Linked DNA regions of Homo sapiens: region 1 is linked to region 2. The links are chromatin loops, found by intact Hi-C in ENCODE. Cell type or tissue: GM12878. All regions are shown on one strand. Each heading gives the region's core, and the rest is flanking DNA. Links, peaks and the distances in the headings are about the cores only.

Evidence for each region. A loop is a pair of places that touch in the nucleus more often than their neighbours do. Peaks named below come from ENCODE experiments on the same cell type or tissue, not always from the same donor. Only the 100,000 strongest peaks of a DNase experiment are listed, where the experiment ranks them.
Region 1: a loop joins it to region 2, with 4 times the contacts of the local background. A loop is called at or near these places in 2 of 110 quality-filtered maps.

What each region holds. Positions count from the first base shown.
Region 1 is chr1:224,779,153-224,787,485 of GRCh38, reverse strand. No RefSeq gene overlaps it. Among named protein-coding and RNA genes, the nearest start is that of LINC02813, 18 kb to the right of the region's middle. RefSeq lists an enhancer at 4,096-4,305. In GM12878, for the core only: no CTCF peak of the experiment used is centred there; a DNase peak (open chromatin) is centred at 4,025; H3K27ac peaks cover 2,008 bases.
Region 2 is chr1:224,730,834-224,739,166 of GRCh38, reverse strand. It overlaps CNIH3 (cornichon family AMPA receptor auxiliary protein 3), which reads right to left. Exons shown (of 6, transcript NM_152495.2): 5 at 4,461-4,604. Among named protein-coding and RNA genes, the nearest start is that of CNIH3-AS1, 4.4 kb to the right of the region's middle. RefSeq lists enhancers at 1,926-1,975, 2,326-2,385, 3,860-3,929, 5,411-5,550, 4,942-6,141. In GM12878, for the core only: CTCF peaks have their summits at 4,439 and 5,606; DNase peaks (open chromatin) are centred at 2,196, 3,786, 5,158 and 5,896; H3K27ac peaks cover 3,411 bases.

The sequences.
Region 1 (8,333 bases), core at 168-8,167, 48 kb before region 2:
AAGTTAGCACAGTTATCTCACCTGTGTTATTGGTCCATGTCTTACATCTCAAATCCCCAAGAAATCCACGCAAGCCCATAGGAAATGAAACTTATCACATTTATGCTTCTCTATCTCCTTATGTTCAAAGTTTATAGGGATGGTGTGTTAGTCTGTTCTCACACTGCTATAAAGAGCTGCCAGAGACTGGGTAGTTTATAAAGAAAAGAGGTTTAATTGACTCACAGTTCCACATGGCTGGGGAGGCCTCAGGAAAGTTACAATCAGGGCAGAAGGGGAAGCAGACACATCTTACATGGTGGCAGGCGAGAGAGAAAGTGTGAGCCTGTGAGGGAGGAACTGTCAAAAACTTATAAAACCATCAGATCTTGAGAGAACTCATTCACTATCATGAGAACAGCATGGGGGAAACCACAATTACCTCGCACCAGGTCCCTCCCTTGACAAGTGGGGATTATAATTCAAGATGAGATTTGGATGGGGCCAGAGCCAAACCATATCAGACGGTGTCTTGGGAAGCCTGTTTGCTTCATGTCTCAAAAACAGGTCTACACTTTGGTCTCAGGATGAGTCACATTTGGAGCTGCAGGAGGAGGGGAGTGGTGACTACCAGTGTTTTTCAAGCTCCCCAATGACAAGAACCACCTATTACACCCCAAATTCCCTGAATCAGACTCTCCTGCAGAGGAACCTGGGAAGCTGTGCCTGCCACAATGGTCAGAGCAGTTAGGGCATTGCTAGACCTCTGTGAGCAAAGCTAAAACAGCTTAGGCAAGGAAGCTTGGGAGAGTGGCTTTGGGGTTAAACAGATCTGACTACCTGTTGACTCAGGTGAGTAATTTAATGAATTTAATGTCTTAGAGCCTCAATTTCTTCCTCTCTAAAATGGGGATAACAAATCCAAACTTTCAGGCTGGATGAAGTCTGGAAATAATAGCTGTGTAAAATACCTGGTGCATACCTTCCATGAGCTCAGCCAATGGTAGCTATCAGTACTGTAATCATGACAATGATGTTTATTAGGCCAAAGGGGTCTTAATTTGTATTCAGGAATGAAGAGACTTGGATTTCACACAAGATATTGCATTTCCTTTAACTTCAACACTGTTGGGAGCTGGCTTGGCAAAAAAAGAGCCCTGAGGTGGCAGAGGCCTTTCCTATCTCACAGAGTCAGGGTGGAGGGCACGGAAGTTTCACGACAGCCAAGTCCAAGACGCCAGACTTTTTAGCCACATTAGTATCTAAGGTATTTGTTCACTTTCATCTGTGAAGTGCTTTTCAAGCATTAGGCTGGTAATTTCTCTGTGGGGGATAACTTGGGGTACGGCCTTGCTCAGGCAGAAATCCTATATTTATTTTGGGTCTCTGGGATCTTAAACCTGGTCCACAAATTGAGAAGGAAGTTGTTTGTCCTAAATCATCTTAAATGCTCTGTCTGGGCTTTTCTGATACCAGGACACTAGTGCTTCTACAGACCTGGCCCCGAACCCTTCTTGACCATGACCTCCTCCTCTCCAGGTTCACAATGAGGCCCTGAGTTGGAAATCCAGGCTTAGTAGGTTAAAGAACTCCCAGGGAGCTGGGCAGGTCTGATTTCTCATTCCTCCTTAGAATAACATGAAGATTCCAAATGGAGGTAAACATTATTCCCTCAGCCTCTCCCAGTTTTCTTGCTGGCACAGATCCAAACAATTGACAGTATGAGTGTTTAATAGCAAAGAGATGACCATGAGGACACCAGCTGAGTATAAAGCCCTCCATTGCATGCGCAAAGTACAACAAAGAACCAGGAGTAGGATGGGGAGGGGTGTGAGTAATATAAGTTGAGAATTTTCAAAATTCTAGACCCCGATGAACATTGTCTTTACAATCTTTACAACTGCCCTATGAAATGAGCATTATGCTGCCCATTTCACAGATGAGAAAACAGGGGTATAGCTCTCAATTAGGAACGTTGCTCAAGGTCACACAAGCAGTACATGGAGAAGCTAGCTTGCATATGTGTAACTATTTAATCCCAAACCCATGCCCTTGACTCTCTACCATGCTGCTTTTAACGGTAGAAAAGGGAAGAAGAGAGTTAAGAAATCCATAGACAAAAGTTAAAATAAAATTTGTAAAAAGCATTTCTGTACTTGGTTTAGATTTTATCTGATTTCTCTTGAAATAAACAGTGAGACCTCACCTCAGGTTTATAGGCCAAATATGAAGGACCTTTAAACCTTGAGCCAGCAGTACATATTGAGTTGTCCAACTTGTAGAACAAGGCTAACCTATTCCTTCCTGTAAGGCCTCATTTGGCCTCTAAAGCAGAAGTAGGCAAACTTTTCCTTAAAGGGCTGGAGAGTAAATATTTTAGGCTTTGTGGTCCATAAGTTCTCGTGGTAAATCGACTCAAAGGAATGAGCTGGCTATGTTGCAGAAAAACTTTATTTACATCAATGCCAGTAGTTTGCCAGCCCCTTCTCTAGAGGAATAAGATTATTTCCTACTTGTTTTCCAAGTTCTTCTCCAGAGCATCAAAATGTACATGTATTGATTGTGAATATATAATCATGTGAGCCAGATATTAGCTAAAGTACTGTGCCCTCTGAGATTAAAATGAAACCACATGTAGAGGCAAGCTGCATGCTTCTCAATCTCTCCAGGGGGAATGAAGTCACCCATTCTGCTAAAGTGGTTTAGTTTATGAATCATCTTGCCTTCCTCTATTTTCCATCCCTACCCCACACCACATCATGCCAGACATAGATTCTAGCCCCCTCTTCCTCAATGCATGCATACAAAACACACACGACACAGGCACACACACACAGTTGATCATACACAAAGTTGTGTGCAACAGACTTTCCCCGGAAGGAAATGGATGTTGGATTGACACTGAAACAATTCAAACTACTTAACTTTAAATATGTTATCCTCCTTCTCAAAATTCCTTTGGCCACTTTCTCCTTAAGTTCTAGTCTCCTGCCATATGGCTTGGCCTACTGTCTTCCAGCAACTTTTCCCACTCTGTTAGGCAGAGCAATCGAGCCCTTATCTCAACCCATCCCCACACCTCCCTTTGCACGGCTCTGCTCTGAGATGCACCATCTTCCTTTTCTCACCCTCCCACCAGCCTCTGCAAGAGGAATGGGACAGCCTAGAAATATGTTACCATCATCTTGAAACCACCCTCCCCTTTAAACTCAAAAGCTGCTTTATAGTTTTAGTTTTAAATAGCATTTCTTTCTCCATGACGTAAATTAAAAATCTATCTGTTGAGATATTTTTGGGTTTGAGCGGCACAAGTAAACTCTAACATAAACAGGAAGAGGGAGTTATCCAAAGTATTATATAAAAAGGAAAAGCTAACAAATGGTTTCAGAAATACAGAAACGATGGCGACAGCATGGACAGCAGTGGGAGTTTGTGGTCTCTGTTTCTCTGAGGTATTGCCGTTGTATGTGGCACCAATGGGCTTTAGCCCTGTGTGTCTCTGTTCCAGATTAGATTCCAGAGAAAGTGACATTCTCTGCTTAGGCTAAATGTCAATTGCTGTGGTCAGGACCCTGGAATACTGACATTGTCAGCCTCATCAGAACTACATGGATTTGTGCAGGCAGTTTCCCTAAATAAGGGATGCTGTGCCTCCTCAAAAAGAAAAAAACAACGTTAAAAACAAACAAAAACAAAAACAGACGTCCACTCTACTGTGTTTCCAACCAAAGGCTTCTCAGTGAAAACGGACAGGATTCCTGGTTAAAATGCTGTAAACATGTGTAGATCATGTTTAGAGGCAAATATAAGGAGATTAAAGTTTTACCATGTGATGCCTCTCACTTTCCTAGTACTGGCTAAGGCAGTAAATGTTTTCGAAGGTATAGATATAATTGGTATCTGGCCCCTTCCTCCCCCAAAGTCTTGCTCTTTAACTTAGAGACTCTCATTTATTTATAATTGCTCTGCAAACTGAAACTAGCCCAATTTTCCAGCCAGCCAGAAGGCCATAGAACTGAAGCTTGAGAAACTTACTTTTGTACAATGAAACGCACCTGCTGCCTGCTGACCACTTCCTCTTCCTTACCCCTCCCTAATTCCTGTTTTCCCACATGTGATTACAATGAGACACCAGAACCCTCATTTGACCACCTGCTGCCTGCTGACCAACTCCTCTTCCTTGCCCCTTCTGTTTTCCTTCCCAGCTAAATCAACCCATAATTTTAGATGGGAGAAGAGATAGACTTGAGGCTTGTCTCCATCTCTTCAGTTGACATCACCCGAATAAAGCCTCCCTGGCAATAATCATGGTCTCAGTGATTAACTTTCTATGCAGCAAGCAACAGGACCTAGACTAAACCCTGGGCATTCGATAACAACTGGATAAACATTCATTATCATGTACATTTCACAGATGCAGACACTGTGACTTCACTCTGCGATGTGTCACCAACACACCTTATTTGTGTTGGAGGTGGGCTGTGAAATCAGTGTTTACATCTTCAAGCACACACTCTTTGATGGGATTGCTAGAAGAGATCTATTCATTGTATAGGTCACCTGAATATCCCAGACCTCATCTGTCCTAATGCACATGGCCCTTAGCCCACCCACCTACACAGAAACAAGCCCTTTGAGAGCTCTCTTGGTTCTCTCTGGACCTCCCTGGGAGAGTGTCTCGCATGTAATCAGAAACAAGTCTGCCCATGTCCCCTCCTCCAGTTTCTTCATCAAACCTCCTGACCCCTCCACTGCTGGTGGCCTCCAGGAAGATATGAAGACACTCTCCCTCCAAAACTCAGGTCTCTTTCCCTGCTGAACCCAGAGTCCTCAGGGTACCAGAGGTACCATGGCCATAGCCAAGTGGGCTCGGGGAGCAGAGTAGAGGGACAGTCCCCTCTCCAGCTATGGGTGATACTATGTTTCTTAGCCTCAAATTGATGCAGATGGTTCCTAGACACTGACAAAGTCTGTCAGCAACACTTATCTTTCAGCTGCTGGCCCTAACCTCCTCCTGCTCACTACTTCCCAATTCAGAGTCCTTGCAGGGGTTGCCTGATTGCCCAGGCCTTGGTCACTTGCCACACTCAGGCTTCAGGAGGGCTGGGAGAGCTGTTGTCTGGACTTCTCTTGAGGTCACAAAAGTGATCTCAGCTCACACAGTGGAAGTCCCAAATATACAAAGAAGATTCAGGAGTTGGGTGGTCAAAAAAAAAGCAATGGCAAATGTCCACCAGGATGCCATGTGGCCCATCCCTTATCACTCTCCCCCCAGCTCTTTCGCTGGATCCTCTCTTCTCTTTTAGCAAAAAAAAGCAAACAAATAAATACTAAGCTTCTTTTTGCATATGAAGTTGTGCAATTCAGTACTTGAAGGGAGGTAGAATTCACCATACTAAACGGCTCAAAGTTCCAGTTTTAGTTATACCAGGAAATGCTGCCATTTTGAGGACACAGGGAACTCAGTGCTAATTCATTAATGATTGCAGCAAGAGGTATGGAAGCGGGCAGGGAATTAGGGGCAGAGGATGAGAAACTCAGAGTAAACACTTTCTGCAGTTGGGTACTTGTGAAAGAGAGAGTTCATGTTTTAAAGTCAATAGACTCAAGGTTCAAGTTTTGGTTTCACTACTATGTGATCTTATACAAGTTTTACTTGATATGTCTGAGCCTCTGTTTCTTCATTTGCAAAATAATAACAAAGAATATTCCTGAAAGTTTTAAGTAACATAATGCATGTAAAGTGGCTGGAAAATTGCTGCTTAACAAATATTCCCCTTTCTCTTCCCTCTGGGAAAATAAGATAAATAAGATTCCTATTTGTACAATAAGGAATATTTCTGTATATTTCTGTATACTTTTACATATTTATAACTGCTTTATGAAAGTATTTTTGATATTGCTGTGAAAAAAATCTGTAATTGCTTTTAATAAGAATTTGATGGAAAAAATGTAATACAATTATTTTATTTTAAATGGAAATTATGGATTAAAAGTTATCAAAGAGTATTCTACAGTAGCAAATTAAGTAAATTGTAGTCTATGATTTCTGGGCTTATAGGAAAGAAGGTAAATTAGCTTTTGTAGGGTGCTGTACTAATGTGTGCATGCCATTGTGCTGGGCACTTTATAGTTAATCTTTACAACAAACTCATAAGAAAGTAATTTTACAGATGTAGAAACTGAGGCTAAGAAATGTTAAGTCATTTCCCCAACATCACATAGTAGAAGTTCATCTACATATGAGGCCCATACAAAAGCTAATTCCATAGCTCACTTGGATCATGATACCAAGCAAAAACATGGTAGGTATGTCCCATGGTCAGGTAGGCACTGAGCAGCAGAACAGTGGGAACTGACAGGTTGCCTGATCACAGCTCCATAGTCTCTGCCAGTAAGGACACAATGAGCCCACGTAGATGGAGTTAGATACTTCACAGCAATGGTAGAAGCTTCCTGTTTGTATCAGTTCTCTTTACGCCCCAGATCTCACAAGGGTGATGCAAAGGTTGGCACAGGTGAATACCATGCACGGAGTGCAGGGGCGCCTCACAGCTGGGGAATCCTAAGCTTAGGAACCCCCCTACGTTACAATGGGGCTTCTGGAAAACTGCCCATCCTCCCCTCCAGGGAGAGATGTTATCTTACTACCCTGCAATGTAAACAAATCTTTCTCAAGAAGAGGAGAGAGGTCTTTATCCTTATTATCCTAGACCATCTCCAGGGAGGGGGACATTCTCACTATCTTTACCATTCTGGAAAGTAAATAAATCTGAGGAAAGTGGGTGTTGATGCCTAGATGTGAAGAAATGTGAGAGATTCATAGAGACTTGCCTCCCATTCCAAAAAAGTAATAGGATATTAATAGACCACCCTTTTTTTCTGTTTTTCCTTCCTTTGTTAAACAAATATCTACTCTTTTATTCACTCAAAGTCAATTCACATATGATTAAGTGACCCCTATGTGTGTAGGTAGACGTGCTGGTTGCTGTGCATAAAGCCGTAAGTTAGGCAAATGCAGTCCTTACCTTGGTGGAGCTAACATTGTGATTTTAGCTCAAGATAGTCTGCAGCTGTCTTTCTCAGCGGCCTGCAATGGGGCTGACTCCAGACAATCCAGTTGTTTCTGTGCATCCTCTAAAAGCCGGAATGGAGAATTTAACAATTCACAACATCTCCTCAGGGAGTCGCTTAACTATTAAAGGAGCCTATACTTAGGCTGTGAACCCAAAAGTATCTGAGACAGGTCTCAATCAATTTAGAAAGTTTATTTTGCCAAGGTTAAGGACACACCCATGACACAGCCTCAGGAGGTCCTGACGATGTGTACCCAAGGTGGTTGGGGCACAGATTGCTTTTATACATTTTAGGGAGACATAATACGTCAACCAATACATGAAAGATTTACATTGGTTTGATCTGGAAGGGCGACGCAACTCGAGGAGGGGAACTTCCAGATCGTTGGTAGATTTAAACATTTTCTGATTGGCAATTGGTTGAAACAGTTATTAGCAGTAGAAAGTTATCATCAGTAGAAAGGAACGTCTGGAGTTGTGGAGACCAAGGTTTTATCATGCAGATAAAGCCTGCAAGTAGCAGGCTTCAGAGACAATAGATTGTAAATGTTTCTTAACAGACTTAAGGTCTGTATTGATGTTAATGCTTCATAGGAATGATGAGCCATGTCCAATCCCCTCTTCATCCAGCCTGAACTACTTTTTCAGATTAATTCTGGAATGCCCTTGGCCCAGAGGAAGGGTCTATTCAGATGGTAATATGGTTTGACTCTGAGCCCCATCCAAATCTCAAATGGAATTGTAATCCCCAGTGTTGGGAGTGGGGCCTGGTGGGAGGTGATTGGATCATGTGGGTGGTTTCTAATGGCTTAGCACCATCCCCCTAGTGCTGTTTTGTGATAGAGTTCTCATGAAATCTGGTTGTTTAAAAGTTTGTGGCACCTCCCCCACCCTCTCTCTCCTGCTCCTGCCATGTAAGACATGCTTGCTTCCCCTTCATCTTCCACTATGATTGTAAGTTTCTTGAGGCCACCCCAGAAGCAGAGGCCTGTACATCTATCTCTCAGAACCGTGAGCCAATTAAACTTCTTTTCTTTAGAAATTACCCAGTCTCAGGTAGTTCTTTATAGTAGCTCAAGAATGGACTAATGCAGATGGTTAGGAGGCCTTCCAATTTTATTGTTGATTACAAGTCTCATCAATAAGTCATGGTATTGAAAGTTAAATCCTCAGGAGGCTCCACCACACATTCATGAAGTCCAATGAGTGAGTTGATGGTGTTATTGTTAATGCTGAGGATATCCAGGTGCAGAAAGGACTGAAAAGACAAGGAGATGG
Region 2 (8,333 bases), core at 91-8,090:
GTGCCCCTTCTACTTCCCACAACACTGGAATAAAAATTTTTTGGGAGAGCATATTGTATCCCTTGGATAAAAGATGTGAAAGCTCTAAGTGCCTATTATCATTCTCATCAGGATGATGATTATGGTTGTTTTCCTTTTTGTGCAATTGCAGGGCAGGTCTGGGGGTGGAGGTGGGGGTGCAGTGGATTCTTTATGCCACCAGCTGCCATGTGCTTGCATGATGGCTGTGTCCAGGGGCTCCCAGATGATGCTGGATAATACGGTAGTGCTGGGGGAAAGATCATCATCACTACTGCAAAGGCCAGCGTGGGAACATAAGCCCTCTGGGCACCAGAACTCAATGAATTCTTGATTGGGTAACTCCCTGGCCCTCTTATTTTTAATGGACTCCAGGAATTAAACATGCATTAAAAGTGTGTGACCTAAAGTATTGCCCCAATACTACTAAGAGTGGGGTGAAGGGGACATGTATCCCTGTGCGCTTAGTAAGGGCTTCAGGGTAATTTTGCAAGGCTGAGGAATGATCTGCACCAAAATATACCTCTTTGTCTATTTCGCAGAAAAAGAAACCAACTATCTTTTCACATTATAGTGAGAAAAAAAGATTCATCTAAGAAGTAAAACCAAAGGAAAGAAATGAAAAGGTTTGACTTCTAACCCTTTGCAGCTGTGGATGCCCAATGAGCTCCTCTGAGTAGCTCAAGTTCCATCTTCAGGAACCTCACACACCTCATGTACACAGAGAACCACTGGTCAGACCTGGAGCAAGAGGGACTTACTCTACTTGGGGAAGCTGAGGGCCAGATGAGGAGTGACAGCAGGGCGAGAAGCCACATTCTAACTCCAAAGCCAGTGCTTTTTGCATAACAGTACTAAGCCTCAAGTGGATACCTTTGTTTACTCACTTTCATTCGTTATGCCAGACACTATTCTCAGTGCTGGGGAAAATGGTGAGTGTGCAGCCCCAATTCCTGCCTTGAGGAAGCATACAGCTAAGCTGTAACAACAAACCACGAGGATTCAGTGAGTGCCAGGCACGGGCCAGGACACTGCAGACGCAGAGGTGAATGAAACCAACATGGTCTCCAGTGTCAAGGAACAAGTAAATCATAAATAACATAGATGGAGAGAAATAAACCTGAGGAGGAACAGGCATGATCCAGAATAACCACGCAGGAGGGTGGTCCTACTACTTCAGGTCGGAAAAAAATCTTTCTACAGAGCAGACACTGTTCACACTGGGCTCACTAGCTAGTATTAGTATCTGCATTAGCTAGTCCCCTTCTAACACAACCCTCAAATATCACCTGGTCCACAAGGCAACCTGAGAAGTGGGGTGATGGGTGCCATGCGGTTCAAACAGGATAGAAGAAAGAGCACAGGCTCTGAAGCCAGATGTTGCTAATTATTAGCAGGGACCTGAGACACATTTCTTAACCTCTCCGAAGTCCTCAGGAGCCCCTCAGGGAGCTCAAACTATAAACTATCAACCCCGTCTTCCCCGCTGTTGTGTGGGTCTCTAGCCCTGAGCTCAGTTCAGACATGGCTCTGCATACACGAGTCCCCTTCCCTCCCTCCCACGGTGGCCTGCGCTGACGCTGCTGTGCTCTCCACCAGCTCCGGATCTGAGGGGCTGGCAGCTCCTAAGGTGGGAGAAACAGAGTCTTTTAAGCAGCCCCAAAGAGCACCAAGGGGCCAGATTCAACAAAGAATGTGGGTGCCCGTGGCGGCCACCCAGGGTCCCAGTGAGGCTGCAGGAACTGTTTCCAATTTTGTTTTAGAAACAGAGTGATTAACACATGTATCATGAAGGCAGGGCCAAACTGAAGTAATGAATTAGAGGACAAACAGTCAAACAGACTGTCTGGAACACACTCGGTTACAGAACAATCACACCCATCTAACCGAGAGGAGCTGCCAAGACCTCCCTACCCCACCCCCTCCCACCCCCGCAGCGGAGCACGCACAGCCGCTTCCCTCCCTGTGAACTCATATGGCTTCTTCCCTGCGACGCCTCGGCTCCAGCAGTTACTGCAACAAAACTGAAATGAGGGAAAGTCTCGCCTCTGTCTTCATCCACACTGAGGTGGATCCCAGGCTAAAGGGGCAGGAGCTAATGAAAACAATGGTCTCATTCTGTTGGCTTAGAGGAGAGACAGTGCTGTCTCTGGGGACAGGCCACTCAGCCCATGACTCTGCAGAAGGGGAAGTCTGTGGCTCCACAAAGAAAGCAGGGTTGAGCACACTGCAGGGAAAAAACCTAACCTCCAAGGTGGCAAGTCCCTAAGCCCACGGCGGCTTTGTCCACACTCTGTAGGTCTCCCAAGACAGAAACCCATCTGACAAGCCTTTGGTTGTTAAATAGTTCAGACTTGGAGTCAGAAAGACTTAGGTGAACCCACTGGGCACCGTAGAAATCTCCGGAGGCTTCAAAGACCGTCAGGCTCCCTGCAGGCTGGAGCAGTAAACATCCCAGAGCACCCCACAGAGTCTGCGGACACTGGGGATGTAAAGGGGAGGGAAGGCAGAACCAAGTAGAATGCTCCAGAGCCACCAAGGTGTGCACCAAGATTGTCCAGAGAGCTTGTTTAAAACGCAGAGCCCAGCCCTGGAAAGTTTGAATAGGTAGCTATAAGCCCAGGAATCTGCATTTTTAAAAAGCACACCTTCCTCCCTTCCTTACCCCACACTTTGATGAAGACTTTTCTAGAGGTTTTCTAAGATAGCCAGCAGTTAAGAGCTACTGGGCACGGTGGCTCACGCCTGTAATCCCAGCACTTTGGGAGGCTGAGGCGGGTAGATCACATGAGCCCAGGAGTTCAAGACCAGCCTGGGCAACATAGCAAAACCCTGTCTCTACAGAAAAATACAAAAATTAGCCGAGCATGGTGGTACATGCCTATAATTCCAGCTACTCAGGAGGCTTAGGCAGGAGGATCCCTTGAGCCTGGAGTTCAAGGTTGCAGCAAGCTATGATCCTGCCATTGTAGTCTAGCCTGGGAGACAGAGTGATACCCTCAAAAAAAGAAAAAGGAAAAAGGAGTTCAGTCTTTGAAATCGGACTCAAGATGTACTACTTACAGCTGTGACACTAATAGCTGGAATTCAGGAAAATTATCTAACTTCTCAGATTCAGTTCATTTTTCATATGTGAGTGAGGATAGTATTTATCTTATAAATTGAGCGATACGTACAAAGCTCTGAGCACAAAGCCTGGCTCATTTTTAAATGTCAGAACTTTGGGAGGCTGAGGCAGAAGGGTCACTTGGGCCCAAGAGTTCAAGACCTGCCTGGGCAACACAGTGAAACCCCATCTCTACAAAAAATTTTAAAATTAAAAAAAAAAAATATAGCCGGGCATGGTGACACACACCTGCAGTCCCAGCTACTCAGGTTAAGGTGGGAGAATCACTTGAGCCAAGTTCAAGGCTGCAGTGAGCAGCGATGGCACCACTGCACTCCAGCCTGGGCAAAACAGTGAGACCCCATCTTTAAATAAAAATTAAAAAATAATAAAAAATAAAAAATGCTGGACAAATGCAGCCACATTCTGGCCTGCCACAGCCCAATCCAAACCTAGGGGTGGCGTGCAGTCCAACATCCCGACCCCTCCTCCTCTTCACCTGGCTGCTGTCAACCATGCCCTTTTGGAGACATCACCGGGAGGTTTGGAGATCACCATGGCCCTGCCACAGGTAATGATGGAATCGCAAGTGACAGGTGAGAGTCCCCAGAGATGAGCCAAAGAGGAGCAGGAAGGAGGAGGAGACATTTGCGGAAAAGGCACTCTCTGTGGTGTCAAACCACAAGACAGTCTGTTTATAGCTATCTGCTTAGTTAGGATGTTCTGAGCGGAGAGGTGAAAAGAAGGGACACTCCTGAAACAGGACTGCAAAGTCAGCAGGTTTTTCTTAATTGGAATGGTGTTATGTAATATTGGGAAAACTGTAAATGAAGCATTTAGCGACACAAAATGCCACTTTATGAACCGTGACAGCCACTGTGGGGCTGGGGTGGGGAGTTTGGGGCCTCTGTTATGGTTCCCAAGAATCCTTGGGGCAAGGGACAGTGAGGATGAGCCTGAGCCCCTGTGGCCACAGGCAACCTGCTGGGCTGAGCTGCAAAGTCGTGAGAGGCAGGAAGCCCTATAGGGAAGAAGGAGTAGCCAACTGCACTTCACCAGTTATCTCCAAAGGGATGTTGAGAGGGTGTTTTCACTGCGTGGCCCTAAGGATGTGCCGATCAGCAGGCAAGGCCTCCTGCAGGATCTCCTGCCCCCTTACTTGTTTATACAGAAGCCCTTGCTCCTGAGCCAGAGTCAGACAGCTGGGACTACACCTGAATGGCCATGACTCCCACCCTCGCACGCCATCTCCCAAAGGACGCCTCCCAGAGGCCAGCCTGAAATTCTCTTCCTTTTGCTGCAGGAGTCAAAACCACCAGGAGGGGCAGATACTCACCAGTAAAGGTAGTAGAAGAAGGAGAGGAGATAGAAGGCCAGCTTACACCAGGCCTCCTTCTGACAGTAACTCAAAGTGTCGGCATTCATGACCACCGGTGGGTCGTAGGCTAGTTCTGAGCTATCTGCTGGACAGTGGAAATACCTGCAGGGAGAGAGGACATCATTGTCTCTGAGGTCCTGGTACTTCTGGCGTAACCTGGGCAAACCCTTCCGATGCAGGGCTTCTGTCGAGCAATCCCTGCCAAGCAATTGCCTGCCTTCTGCCCAAATCACAGTTGAAGCACCGCTGAAGAGTGGCTCAGCCACTATCTTCCAGCAGGTAGTAAATCCCCAAATACTCCAATCCACTGGCATCATGGCAATTTCACCCATATACAAAGCTGCTCCAACAGAAGGGGAAATGTGTCACCTGGCGTTGCCTAGGAGTCTGAGGAAGAGCCGCCTCTCAGGACAAGTGCAGGCAGAGGTAAAGGGCTATACCACCACTGCTGGGATGCCACCATACCTCCATTCTACCCTAAAACTACTTTACACAGACCCTTATTGAAAATCCTGAATACTTCGGGACATCCTATTCTCACTTGAGCGCAGAGCAGTTTACAGGTGCTTTCCTTCTTGATAGTGGGACCTAGAACTCAAAAAGAACATCAGCCATCTGTCGGGAGACAGCGTGCCCTGGACGGCAGCTGGGTGAGTGAAAGAACGTAGGTGGGAAAGAGGAGGAGGGGGAGCAGCTAACGCGAACTGTGTGTACTTCAAAATACTACGTTCCCAAGGCTCACCTGGCCACAGCCCCTGAGGAGGGGAGCCGTCAGGCTTGGTGAGACCTGGGGCAGGAGTCTGAGCCTCCTGAGTCCCTTGGGAAGTGGTCGCTGCCCCCAGGACACTGCCCCCAGGGACCTGGCCACAGCCTCCTGCCGGAGCCCAAGAACAAAGTACAGCTGGAATCTCTCAGTGAGTTCCTTTTTCAGTCATTCTGGTAAAGCCACCCAGAGGCCAGGAGTGCAAATAAATGGCTTCCCTGGGCTCTGGGACAGACAGTGGTTCTCAATGGTGGTAAAGGGCCCAGGGAGAGGGCTCCGACCGGGAGATTAATCACACTGGCTTTGAAGAACATCCTGCAATGTAGCAACTCGCAGATCCGGAATCTCAGCTCCCTCCTCCTTCCCCTTCAGAGAATTGCACTGACGTTATCTGTCACTGACACTGTGCTGAAAAGAAATCACAAGCCAGATTCGATGACAACTGCCAGCTCACAGCCCTCCAGGCCACTCATCTCTCCTCTTCCTGGGAGCCAATCTCAAAAGCTATTTGCTGTCACTGTGGTTTTATTCCCAGGTGACCTCATTAAGTGGAGGCAGAAGGGCAGGGTGGCCATGTGGCTCCGTGGAAACAGCAAAGGCCCTGCCAGTCACCAGTCACCACATTGACTTTCCTTGGGTCAGTCATTAACCCATCTGAGCCTCAACTTTCTCATCGGTGAAATGGGGATGGAATTGCCCACTGCAAAGGGCTGTTGTGACCATTATGTGAGGCGATGTATGCAAATAACCTGGGAAGAACAGGTACTGAGTCAACAGCAGACAGTTCTATTTCCTTTAAGCAAACTAAGAGCCAGAGCAGGAGGGGACTTTCTCTGTATGTGAAATGTCACTGGTCTGGACCTGTTGGGAAGGAGGGGGAGTAAAAAGGGGGATAAAGGGTGTACAAGGGCTCTGGTTTTTAAAGGACTCCTCCCCTCCTCATTCTTTTTTTTCTTTCATGTTCTGAGAACTTACTAATTGCCAGGAACTAGACTAGATCCTGTCAGGGATTCAAAAAAAAGGTAAGACAAAGTCCCTATTGGCAAGGAGATTGCAGCCCCTCCCTTCCTCCATAGAGATCAACTTTCCTAGTCTACGGACACTGGCTGCCTCTCCTTTTCCTCCCTTTTGGACAAGCGCTAGCCCCACGAAGCAGTGCCCTGATCGATGTTTTGTCCATTAATCACATTTCTGATACCCTGCCTTGACAGCCCCCTACTTGAAGGACCTTGGGACGAACTCCTTTCCTGGAGGAGAAGAGCCAGCCCCTGGGGCAGTGTGTCAGGTGGCAGGGACTCAGACTGGAATTCGTACAGAGGTGGGGTGTAACCTCAGCCCTGCCACGTCCGAGCTGAGCAACACAGGTTAAGTTGACTTAACCTTTGTGAGTCTCTGTGTCCCCATGTATCAAACACAGAAAATGAAACCCAGCTCACTTGGTTGTTGTGAATCCTGGATCTTCTATTTGACTTCTCTCTAATTCAGATGAGAGCAGATTGCCTTTACTTAAAGTGAGGCTTCTCGATGTAACCGAATCTTTTTCCTTCCTCCCTAAATCTGAGATTTCTTCTACCCTGCTGGCCCTGGTCAATGGCACCATCGACCTCCCGGCCACGCAGCCTAGAGGCTTTCTCTCCCTCACCTGCACCCAATTATGGGCCAAGGCTTATCCAGTTCACCTCCACAGCTTCTCTTGTTCTCTCACCATTCTGACTCCCACCACCTGGGTCAAGGCTCTCTCACCTCTCCACCTGGAGTTCCCACCATAACCCCCTCATTGGATTTCATCCTCAATATTTCACCCTCTAACCCATCCTTTACACTGCTTCCCAGGCCACCTTCCTAAAAATCAGATCAGGTAATGCCACTGTCTTCTTCTAAAGCTTCTGATCATTTTTCATTACCTAGAGAATAAATTAATTCCACCTTCCCCATCAAATCATTTCAGGCCCTCCATACCATACTCTCAGCTGCCTGCCAACCCTGTCTCTTCTTATTTCCCTCCAAGAACCCTACATCCAACCTCACTGAGCAACTACTGTTTCCCAAACACAACAAGTGTTCTCTTAACTCTGGGCCTTTGCACATGCTGGGCCCTCGCCCTGGAATGTGCTTTTCCAATGTCACTCTTGAGTCTAATTTAAGTGCTTCTTTCTCTATGCTCCTACCAGTATTCCTCATATGTCTGTTAAGAACATATTTCCCTCCACCACTAGGATGTACGTTCCTTAAGGGTAAAGGTTTTGCTTTACACTTAACGTGAAATCCCTCACAATGCCTGGCGTGTACTATGTATCCCGTATGTTTTCTAAATGAAGGAGTGCATGTCTTAGGTGTGGCTAAATTCAAGCCAGATTTTATGGTACAATAAAAATGATAAAACACTTTGGGGTCCAATGCTCTGGCAGCAAAGGGTCAAGGGCAGGCAACTTATCTGCGCAAATACCTTCTCTACTATTTAGATATTCCCCCACCTCTGCCTCCTGTGTCCATATGGTGACTCTATTTTACAAAAAGCCAAAAATCACATGATCTGACACATGGTCTTAGCAGGGAATAGAATCTATGAAATTATAACTGTCCCAGAAAATCCAGCCCATCTGGTAGGTGCTTTTTTTTTTATTAAGATATAATTTACATACCATAAAAGTCACCCTTTTAAAGTGTACAACTGTACAATTCAGTGGTTTTTAGTATATTCATAGAGTTGTGCAACCATCATGACTATCTAATTTCAGAACATTTTCATCACCCTAAAAAGAAAACCTTTGACCCATTAGCAGTCATTCCCTATTCTCATTCCCTCCCAGCCCCTGGCAGCCATGAATTTACTTTCTGTCTATAGATTTGCCTTTCCTGGACATTTCCTATAAATAGAATCATGAAATATGTGGCCTTTTGTGTCTGGCTTTTTTCACTGATACTTTCTTTAGGGCTTCATGTTGTAGCATGTATCAGTACTTCATTTCTTTTTATTGACAAATAGTATTCCATTGTATGGATATACCATATTTTGTTTCTCCATTTATCAGCTGATGGGCATTTGGGTTGGTTCCACTCTTTGGCTG